2 separate regions of the Homo sapiens genome follow, and region 1 is linked to region 2. Evidence: read pairs that join two places in POLR2A ChIA-PET (ENCODE). Cell type or tissue: PC-3. All regions are shown on one strand. Region 1 overlaps CNGA3 (cyclic nucleotide gated channel subunit alpha 3). Region 2 has its middle 40 kb from the start of ZAP70.

Evidence for each region. Peaks named below come from ENCODE experiments on the same cell type or tissue, not always from the same donor. Only the 100,000 strongest peaks of a DNase experiment are listed, where the experiment ranks them.
Region 1: POLR2A ChIA-PET joins it to region 2 with 6 read pairs; 2 of 35 experiments call an interaction of 5 or more read pairs at or near these places.

Annotation. Positions count from the first base shown.
Region 1 is chr2:98,373,988-98,378,987 of GRCh38, reverse strand. CNGA3 (cyclic nucleotide gated channel subunit alpha 3) reads right to left here. Exons shown (of 8, transcript NM_001298.3): 3 at 1,188-1,301. Among named protein-coding and RNA genes, the nearest start is that of CNGA3, 30 kb to the right of the region's middle. RefSeq lists enhancers at 1-42, 701-1,468. In PC-3, no CTCF peak of the experiment used is centred here; no DNase peak of the experiment used is centred here.
Region 2 is chr2:97,751,115-97,756,114 of GRCh38, reverse strand. It overlaps a transcript of ZAP70 not described here. Among named protein-coding and RNA genes, the nearest start is that of ZAP70, 40 kb to the right of the region's middle. In PC-3, no CTCF peak of the experiment used is centred here; no DNase peak of the experiment used is centred here; H3K4me3 peaks cover 475 bases; H3K27ac peaks cover 478 bases.

The DNA of each region.
Region 1 (5,000 bases), 620 kb before region 2:
ACAGGGTTGGGTGTTTCAACTCATGGTCACATGGCAAAGGCTGTTTTCAGCCTTGTGCCAGCTGATATTGGAACAGAGAGAGCCAGAATGGAGGGGACATGCAGAAAGAAGCACAAAGACCATGAAACTCCATGAGAAAATGGGAGGGGGAAGGTGACTACCTCCCCAGGTCCCCTCCTGCGAGCCCCACTGGCTCTGTTTCCCTGAGATAGCTTGTGTTGCAAGCTTACAACACACCCTGTATCAGCCCTACAGAGCTGATTTAAAGGTGTTCTCTTTCTTCCTTTATCATCAAAGAACCTTAAGACAGCTCTTTATTAGTAAAATGCAAACACTGAACATCACTTACATGCCCAGCTACAATGGACTAGTTAAATAAACAATGGTGGAGTAGCATCCTTCATAATGAAAAGCATGAAGAATAAATAGATATGTGAATTTCTTTTGTGATAATCTTAAGTAAAAAGTTTAGAACATGTGACTATGTAAGACTCTGGCATTGGAAAAAACCACGTGGTGGAAGGAAATAATGAGCCTGGTGTTTGTTGAGCACCTGCCGTGAGTCGGTGCTTGGCTCTGAAGCAGCTTTCAAGCCACCTGTGGGGTAGGCACTGTTAGATGCATTTCTAGATGAGATTTGAAAAGGTGAAATGACTTCCTCAGGATGGAGCAGCTGTTGAAGCTGGAGTACGGATGTCATCAGGGGGAAGCAGAGCTTGGAGTCTCACTAATCTTGCAAACAAATGCTTTTGCAAGGACACCTACCTGCCCTGGGGTCCAGACGAGCACCCGGGAGACCCTGCCAGAGCCATTTCAGACTCATCACCACCATCCTCAGCACACCACTGTGTCCACCCAATCAAAGGTCTCCCACGGCTGGCTGCTCTTACCACCTTCTCCGGTTGGCTTTTTTTCTGAATTCTTCCAAACCTGAGCAAGTACCTCAATGTCAGCTTTTATTAAGCAATTTCAGATAAAGGCAGTTTTCCTTAGACTTTTCTGAGCTCAGAACATCTGACCCAAGAGGAAATTACTCACTGATAGTTTTCAGGCTGCTCTGCTCCTGACCCTTTCTTTTCCAAATCTTCAACTCCACCCCCATCTAGCACTTTTTCCTGAGAGGTCACTACCTTCTTTCTGCAACAGTGTCCCCCAGGCCAAGGTAGGGACTGAGGCTGGTCAGTTACCTGGCGATCCCCTGGCCGGTGAAGGAGCCCTGCCCGGAGTCAGCCAGTCCTCTGGTCTCCATGGCGATCCCCGGCTGCAGCACTGACGATGTCTCCTCACTTGACGAGTGGGCTCTAGGAAATCAGATATGCAGCAAGCAGAATTGATTTCAAGCCCATCTACCTCCTGGACACAGCCAGGAGTGAGACAGTCAGATGTTCTGCTTAGCAGGGAAAGCCACCCTCACAGATCCTCATCCCAGGGGCTCCCCACTTCCCTTTGCCTCCTGCAGATAGATTCTGGATTTTGGTATAAACGTGGCCTTTCCTTTACAGCAAGGAAGGTAGCTACTGTCCAGGGCTAGGTGAAAGGACGGGAAGGTGGCAGTACATGCTGGCCTGGCCCTCATCAAAGCACTGGGTGGGGAGAGGTCCCGGGGCTTGCCATTTCAAGCCAAAGCAGCTGCTTCCATAAAATGACTCCAGAACGAGGATTTTGGTTCCAACACTTCTCGCCTACTGAATTTCATCTTCTGAGGCTAGATTGAATACCCGCTCCTTAGGGGTCTTTCTGAGCCTCCCTTCCCACTGCGTGTGCTGCAGCCACACTGCCTGGGCAGCTGTTTGTGGGCTTGTCTGGCAGGCTTCCTGGGAACCCGCTGGTTAACACGGAGGCCCTGGAATATTGCACAGAACTGGCCTAGCTCTCCACATGCAGTTCAAATAATTTGTACAGTGCTTTCAAATGAGACTCCACTTCCCCTCGTCCCTTTTGCCAAACTCTAGGCTCTCTCTCCTGCAAGGCAGAGGTAAGGTGTGGTGACTCCCCTTGTGCAACCCATTGTGGAAAGTGTGACCCCAGAAAGGACAGGTGCCCGTAACTCCATACAACCACCAGTCACACCAGCAGAGTCTGGTTGAATTGCCTGGAATAAGACTAGGAATGCGTCTGGGAATATTTTCCTTTCTTTTAAACCTCCTGGGGCTGAAGTTTGATCAGCCTGATTAAAAGCCAGCCAGGCATTAGCCTCTAGGGATTTGCACTTCAGTCTATGAGTCTTGAGGAGCCCAGGCAAGACAAATTAATTCTATCACATGACCTGTTCCAACCCAATTAGCCTTCTTAACAAGGAGGCAAGAATTAATACCAGGGAAAAGCTTCAGTCTCTCCCTGGTGATTGATTAGAAGTCAGAGTCCTTGCATCACGGTGGCCAGGCTGCTGCTTGCTTCTCCTCTTCTACAGATTCCTCCCTGCCTTTTCCAGCAACAGGGAGCTCACTCCCATGCCCCGGTCTGCCTGGGCTGTCTCTTGACTGCGCCACCTGCCCACAGATTCTTCCCTCTCTCAGCCTCCCCACATTGAGGCTGTTTTCTGCTGGAACCACCGGGAGTCAGGTAGCTTCGTCTTCTACCTTCCATGACCAGGACCTGTGTGACTTCTGGGTTTCCAGGCCAGAACCCCCAGCTCACCCAGCAATTCCTCCTTGGGGTCAAGTCTCTTCCTTGTCATGGTCCTTCTCCTGTGAGCAAGTTCCTGGGGTCTTGCTTGACTGGGCAGACTCTGGGAAGACTTTATTGCTTTGTGTGTTTCTGGTGGTTTTTGATGGTCACCAGCTACAGTCAGCGAAAACCCAAAGCAGTCCTGTAACACAGGCTGCTGCCAGCCAGAGGACCCCGGCTTGTGTATGCGCAATTGATTTTTTTTGGAATTAAGTATTGGACCTTCCCACTGATCTGAGTAACTCGATGTTTTGGAAGCATTGGTATGCAGAGAACACACTCACCTTTCCTCCCAACACCATCCTACTCACAAACAAAATACACAAACCACATGCCATTCAGTGGCTCTTTTCTGTATGCCAGCCACATACATTTTATCATTTCATCCACACAACAACCCTGTAAGAGAGGAAATGGGAGTTCAGAAAGGTTAAGCAACTTCACCGAGATCCCATAGCCAGGTGGTACAGCCGAGATTCCAATGTTATTCCATCCCATTTCAAAACTTGCTGTCATCCACTCCATGAAGCTGCCCTGTATTTTCATATATGGCACAGATGAAAAGGAAATTAATAGGATGGCTGAGGACTGAGCCCTGTGGCATGCCACTAGAGACATTGCTGTAATCCATATGGCTGTACCATAGGCATGGCTCTTTATTTTCAAACCACCTGATTGAATTCTCCCCTTATACTCATAAGAAACCCACTCTCATCTCATTTGTGTACACATAAAAGACCCTGTCAGAGACCCTGCTGCAGTCCAGAAGCTACAATTCCCTTGCCCGCTTCATATTCTGTATACTATAAAGGCAGGATGCATGTTCCAATGCACCTAGGTTGGTTGCAGGAGGAGGTGGCAGAGGTCCTTGGATTCGAGAAGCTGGCATGGGGGTGGTGGTGATGGCAGCTGACAGCTGGGCGGGGGCCCTGTCACAGCCTGTGTGCCTGGAAGATCTGGAGGCAATCCCAAGGATGGAGGTGTTCTGCCGCCACCAGCAGCTCCTCAGGGAGCTCTAGGCACCAAGCAGTCGGCCCAGCGTTTTAGCGTAGTCTGGTTCCTGCTAATTGCATGAGGGCACATCCTGAGACCAGATTTATTTGCATTCGCGGCAAATGAATTAGATAACATCAGAGCTGGTGAGTGGGTGAGGAAGGCAAAACCCACCCAGGATTGCAAAGCAGGCCTGCAACCAGCAGCAGCGAGAGCTGTTGCATATGGGCGGGATCTATGATGCCCACTCAGGGGGAGGAGGCAGAGTGGAAAGGTGGCAGGTCCTGGTTTGAGTCCCTGCTCCAGCACCTGCAGGCTGAGTATTCTGTGGGCTGGTCACTTACCCTCTCTGGGCTTAAGTTTCCTGATCTTCACAAAGCAAATAAAGCAAAAGTTGGCAATTTCATGTGGATTTCAGTTACCAGAAAGGCACAACTGGCCGTGAAGAACAGGGAGATCCTTACATGATGCAAGTTCCAGGGGCCTGATGGGGGGGCCCATTTTTTCCCTATGCGTTGCCCCACTTCCTTCTCAATGCCTGAAATTCCATTAGATCAATGTCTTTCTTTTAGCTCCAGAGCTTTACCCATATTAAATGCCTGGGGGTGTTTACATAGTAAACTTCATTAATTACTTCTCCCAGAAACTGATTTTACCAGGCAGATGGAGGGGAGGTGGGAAGAGAGGAGAGGAACTGATGTCTGAGGTGACATTTGGAGTCCCCAAGGACACACAGGTACCGAAAAAAAGGAGATGCTTTTGGCGACTAATGCAGGAATGGAAAATGAGAGTCGTGGGGCCAGGCTCTGTTCTGCCTGTGGCTGGTGGAAGGGCCTGGGGCAATGGCTTTACAGGACCTCAGTCTCTGTAAAATGAACAGACCAGGCCAGGACAACCCTGGAGCTTCCCTCCCACGTGTGGGCTGCTATTCTAAGATCCCATGTGGGGTCGATGCCTTCCAAGGAAGAGGCCCCCCTGATGTTGGTAGTTGGCAAGAACAAGAACAACTAGTAGAATGGAGAGACTGCTTTGAAAGACAACATAATTTTCACCTTGTAATGCTCAAGTTCTACGTTTATTTGCACAGAGGAATTAACGTTGGTAAGGTGAAGGTTTCTTGTGACTGGGCGAGGACAGGGGCTCCCATGAGAACTGGAACTGGAAATTAACTTTGCACTTGGTGAAGCATCTGATGTTTTCCAGCAAGATAGTTTTGGGGACATGAGAGTAAACAGAGGTGACCTTTCAGCACAAGGCTGGGGAATACGACACTTTAATTTCCTCTTCTTAAGCCCTGAGGAACTTGAATGATTGGAACCCACTGCTATTGGCCACATGTG
Region 2 (5,000 bases):
TTCATCCAGTAAGCGTTTTCCCTCTGCCACTATCCTAAAAGGCCTCATAAAAAGCAGTAATTGCTACCATTTATTGAATACTGACTCTGTCAGGTACCTGGCTAACACTTTGGGATATGTTGGGTTACTCCATTATACTTGAGGAACCTGGCTGGGCAGTGCTGGCTCAGAGGCCCCAGGTCAGGCTGACCGCAGATTCACATGGCACCCACTGTGCTGCCTTCCTTCTGGTCACAGTCACCATTCTCAGGAACAGTCTGTGTCCAACTCACCACTGCATGTTCTAACACTGGCCAACCTTTACCAGCCTTCAGTCTGAGGAAGTTGTATGGTGAGAGGAAGACAGAAAAGGAGAGAAGCGGGGCACAGAGGGAAGACAGCAGGGGCACAGAGGGAAGACAGCAGGGACTCGGGCAGCCTGGGGGAGGGCTCTGGGGGCCACCTGTGGGAGCTTACCAGCAGCAACACAGCATGCAGTGCCCCTTTGGCCCTTTCATTTCTAAATGATGGCTTGGAGACAAGGGGGGATGCCTTGGGCTATGGCACAGGGGCTGGGGGTACTAGAAACAGCTATTTACCCACTGGTATTAAAATGCTTTAGCAGTTTACCTGCTAATACAGCTATACCCCAAAGCCAGGCTGGATGGAAAGCAACCTGTGTGCTACTGAGGAATGGAGCCACAGGTGGCAGTCACACAGGGTGCCATGTAGAAATACCAGCTGGGGCTGCTGGAAACGGAGCCTTGGTGCAGACTGGAAATGACTTAGCCAAGCCTGTAAGGTGCAGTAGTAAAGACTACACATCTAAATTTTATTTTTTTTCTTTTAACTAGAAGTGTGTTGACCCTTTTCCAATTTTAAGACTTTCAGCTCCTCCATGGTCCCTGTTGAGTTCACACAGACACGAGGCGAGTCTCGGTACGCCACAACGCATCGGTTGGTTTAATCTTGCCTGTTCCAACTTGCTTTTCTCATTGTCTTGTTTCCAGTCTGTGTTAAAGCCAGGCTTTGCTAGGTAACATAAATGTTCTGTTGGAGGCTAGTTACATCATGAAATCAAAACTATCCCCATGAAGGTGGGAGTGATTTAGTCAAAATGTTATTTGGCGTGATTGTGAACCTGACCTTTTCTCTGCTTTATACCAAAGCTCACAGAACAAGTCTCATTGTTTTGACAACTTGTGATTTGTCCCTCGGGGACACCAGATTTCCTGTGCAACCAGAGCTATGGTGTGTAGGCTGACATCAGGCCTTGTACAATGTTAGCAGCAGGGTTTCCTACGTGCACTTGCACGATCAGGACAAATTCAAGTCTTGGGATTCTCTTTCTACACCAAAGCAGATAATGACGTGTAAAGCTCTACATACAGGTGAGCTTCATATAAACCCTCACTTAAACCAAAGAAAAACTGGGCCAGGCGCTGGGGCTCACACCTGTAGTCCCAGCACCTTGGGAGGCCGAGGTGGGCGGATCAACTGAGGTCAGGTGTTCTAGACTACCCTGGCCAACATGGTGAAATCCCGTCTCTACTAAAAATACAAAAATTAGCTGGGGGTGGTGCTGTGCATCTGTAATCCCAGCTACTCAGGAGGCTGAGGCAGGAGAATTACTTGAACCTGGGAGGTGGAGGTTGCAGTGAGCCAAGATCATACCACTGCACTCCAGCCTGGAGACAGACAGAGCAAGACTCCATCTCAAAAAAAAAGATAAGAAAAAAACTGTATTGGCAGACTTTTCCTCAGAAAGAGTATCTCAGGAATTGATTCTAAACTTGCTTCATCAGAACAATCGCCTGAGACCCCCCCCGACCAAACTCCTTTTTTAAGTTCTAATTTCACCCCATGAGCCTCGCCAGCAGGCTTGAGAGAAACACTGTGTACTTGGGAGAAGATACAAACAAGGGTCTCTTCTGTTACTTGTGCTTTCCAAATAATTACTCTAAGGGTAGGTATTTGAGTGGCAACATACCCACCAAATCTGAAGATCTGACACAACTCAGTCTGTTTACAGTGAACACTTGTTGGCATGATAGTCGCTTTGTACTAGGCCAAGGTTGAATTTAAAATTACAGGTTGTATATAATTATATTTACATGAAATGATAGTGGATGTCTTTATTTATTTTGAGACTGGGTCTTGCTCTGTCGCCCAGGCTGAAGTGCAGTGGCACAATCATAGGCTCACTGCAGCCCTGAACTTCCAGGCCCAAGCAGCTCTCCCACCTCAGTCTCCCAGGTAGCTGGGACAAAAGACACGGACCACCACATCTGGCTAATTTTTTTTTATTTTTTTATTTTTTGTTTTTTATAGGGATGAGGTCTTGCTTCGTTGCCCCCTCTGGTCTCAAACTCCTGAGCGCAAGCGATCCTCCTGCGTCAGCCTCCCAAAGTGCTGGGATTACAAACATGAGCTGCTATGCCCAGGTATCTTATATGTTTATATAAATACGTATAAACAAAGGTATAATCTTTTTTAAATGTTTTTTTACCTAAACTGTGTATCAAAGGAGTGAAATTAGAATTTGGATTTTTCATGACAACCTGAAATAATGTAAAGGATCAGAATCTCATTTAAAAGACTGTTTTAGCCATCCGGGAAACACAGACTCCAAAGGAAAGGGGTCAGTGTTCCGGAGCTAAAAGGTTAAGGTCTCTTTTATACAGGCAGAAAACACATTTAGTGGAATCACGGCATTTTCCATATGAGTCTGGCTTATGAGCTACAGCAATTTGATTAGTTACAGCTTGATGTTTTTTCTTTCCAATTGAAAAGACTATATTTAACATTGTGATTTAGAGAGTATAGTAGTTGTGAGGTCCTTGTGTAAGAGAAGAAAGAGGGAAATTATAATGACGATCAACAGTTAGGAGGAAAGGGGTCTTCCCTGCTGCCCATGAGTTTTTTATAACATTTTACAAAACAGTGTAGGTAAAGAAAAAGGATAGTCTATGATCAGAGAAACAGGTTATAGGTGCCTGTTGCATGACTCAGGCCTCATCATCACATTCCTTTAAGGCTCTAAATAAAATTTCAACAGCTTTGATTTTGAATTATTTTCACACAAGTAAAGTGATTTAGTTATGCTAAATTTGAAGAAAGATTCCTTTTTGTCACCAAATTATTAACTCTCAATGTAAAAAATACGCTTTAGTAATTTTGTTAGAGATGCCTTTGAGTAGCCTTGTCCTAATTTTACTTGTTCCTATTTCAAAATGCTACCACAGAGTTAAATTCACCCTTAAAATATAGACCAATCCCAGAAATTAGGTCATCACAGATGACTAAAACATTTGCTCCCACATGGGCAGGTTGGAAAAAATAAAAGAACAAATGTTTATATTGATAGTATAAATAAATGTGATTGGGGCTAGTCCACAAAATTTGAATGCTTTAGGAACAGGCTTCTAACCCTGACAAATGCCTGTAGAAGTTGGATAACAAAGACATTTTAGATGCTTTGCTATCTTAGCTATAGTAATAGTAAAAGGTCATTCAAATACAAAGACTCAGATCCTAATGGCAGTGTTTGGGCTGACCACTGTGCTAAAGAAACAAGATCAGCCTATAGAAACACTCCTGTGATCTCACCGGTCTTGAGAAATTCAGAGGCTGCTATTAGTGTCAGAACAAGCCCCTGGTTTGAAAAAAGAAAATGGGGAAAGTTCTGATGCCTTTTACATCTTAGGAGGGCCAGCTGATGTCATGAAAAAAGGTGATAGTGGAATCTAACAAAAATTCTTCATGATGTTACCCATAATTAGATAGCTGTAAAAATAAATTGGCAACAATATTAATTAAGCCAGGTAATTTTAGAGGTATTGCCAATAATGGTTACAAAACATCCCCCTGTGAATGAAATCCTGATAAAACATTTAAATGTAGACGTGAGCAGGAACTGGAGAGCTTGAAGGCCCTTCAGACCCCTCCAAGTAGACTCCATACAAATGCCTTCTGCCGTGGATTATAAATACATTCTGGTTATTGTTTGTTTATATTCACTGTGGATTGAAAATTTCCCTGCCAGAGTGACAAAAAGTGCTTGATTTTGTTTTCCAACCTGGAAAATCCCCACTTACTTCTAATGACAGAGATACTCCTTTTTCCAGACCAATGCTGTGGTTTGTTTGGCCCTGCTGAGTCTCTTGTTGAAATATGATCCCCAGTGTGGAAGGTGGGGCTTGGTGGAGGGGATGGAGCCCTCGTGAATGGCTTGGTGCCATTCTCATGGGACTAAGTGCTCACCCTTAGTGCCCACAAGAACTAGTTGTTGAAAAGAGCTTGGCACCTTCCCCCACCTCCCTCTTCCTCCCTTTCTCACCGTGTGGTCTGCACGGGGCTCTCCTTCACCTCCACCAGGAGTGCACCCAGCCCAAGGCCCTCAGCAGAAGCCAATGCTGCTGCCTCTACAGCCTGCAGAACCCTGAGCCAAATAAACCTCTTCACACATTACTCAGCCTCAGGTGTTCCTTTACAGCAACACAAAGGGACTAAGACATACTGTTATTAAGAAACACTGAAGTTGTGCCTTTAATCCAGAGATTTCACTGTCCTTGTTTTCTCCAGTCCTCTAGAAAAACAGAACTAATGGAATTTTTTTAAAAATAGCATACCTCTCAGAAACCTCCAAAATTCTACATCTTAAGAAATTACCATTAGCATTATACGATCAACCACCTCTAGGTCCCATGTTGCTTCTTATGAATTCATAACATGCCACTGTATACAGTTTGAAGCTTCATCCCATCTTAGATTCTACATGATTACATTTTATTTCCAGCTTTATCTCAACATAAATATGAACTATACAGTATATCCAAAACACACCCGCCTCTACGTGATCTACAGCTTCTGTACAAAAGGCACACAAAGACACGAAATTTATTGCTATTATAATAATATGCTCCCCATACGATCTGTGCTTCAGTGGGACACTACATCTTATTAGCCCATGTCAGGCTTATATTGGTCTGCCACACACTCATGTATATTCAGAGTGGTTA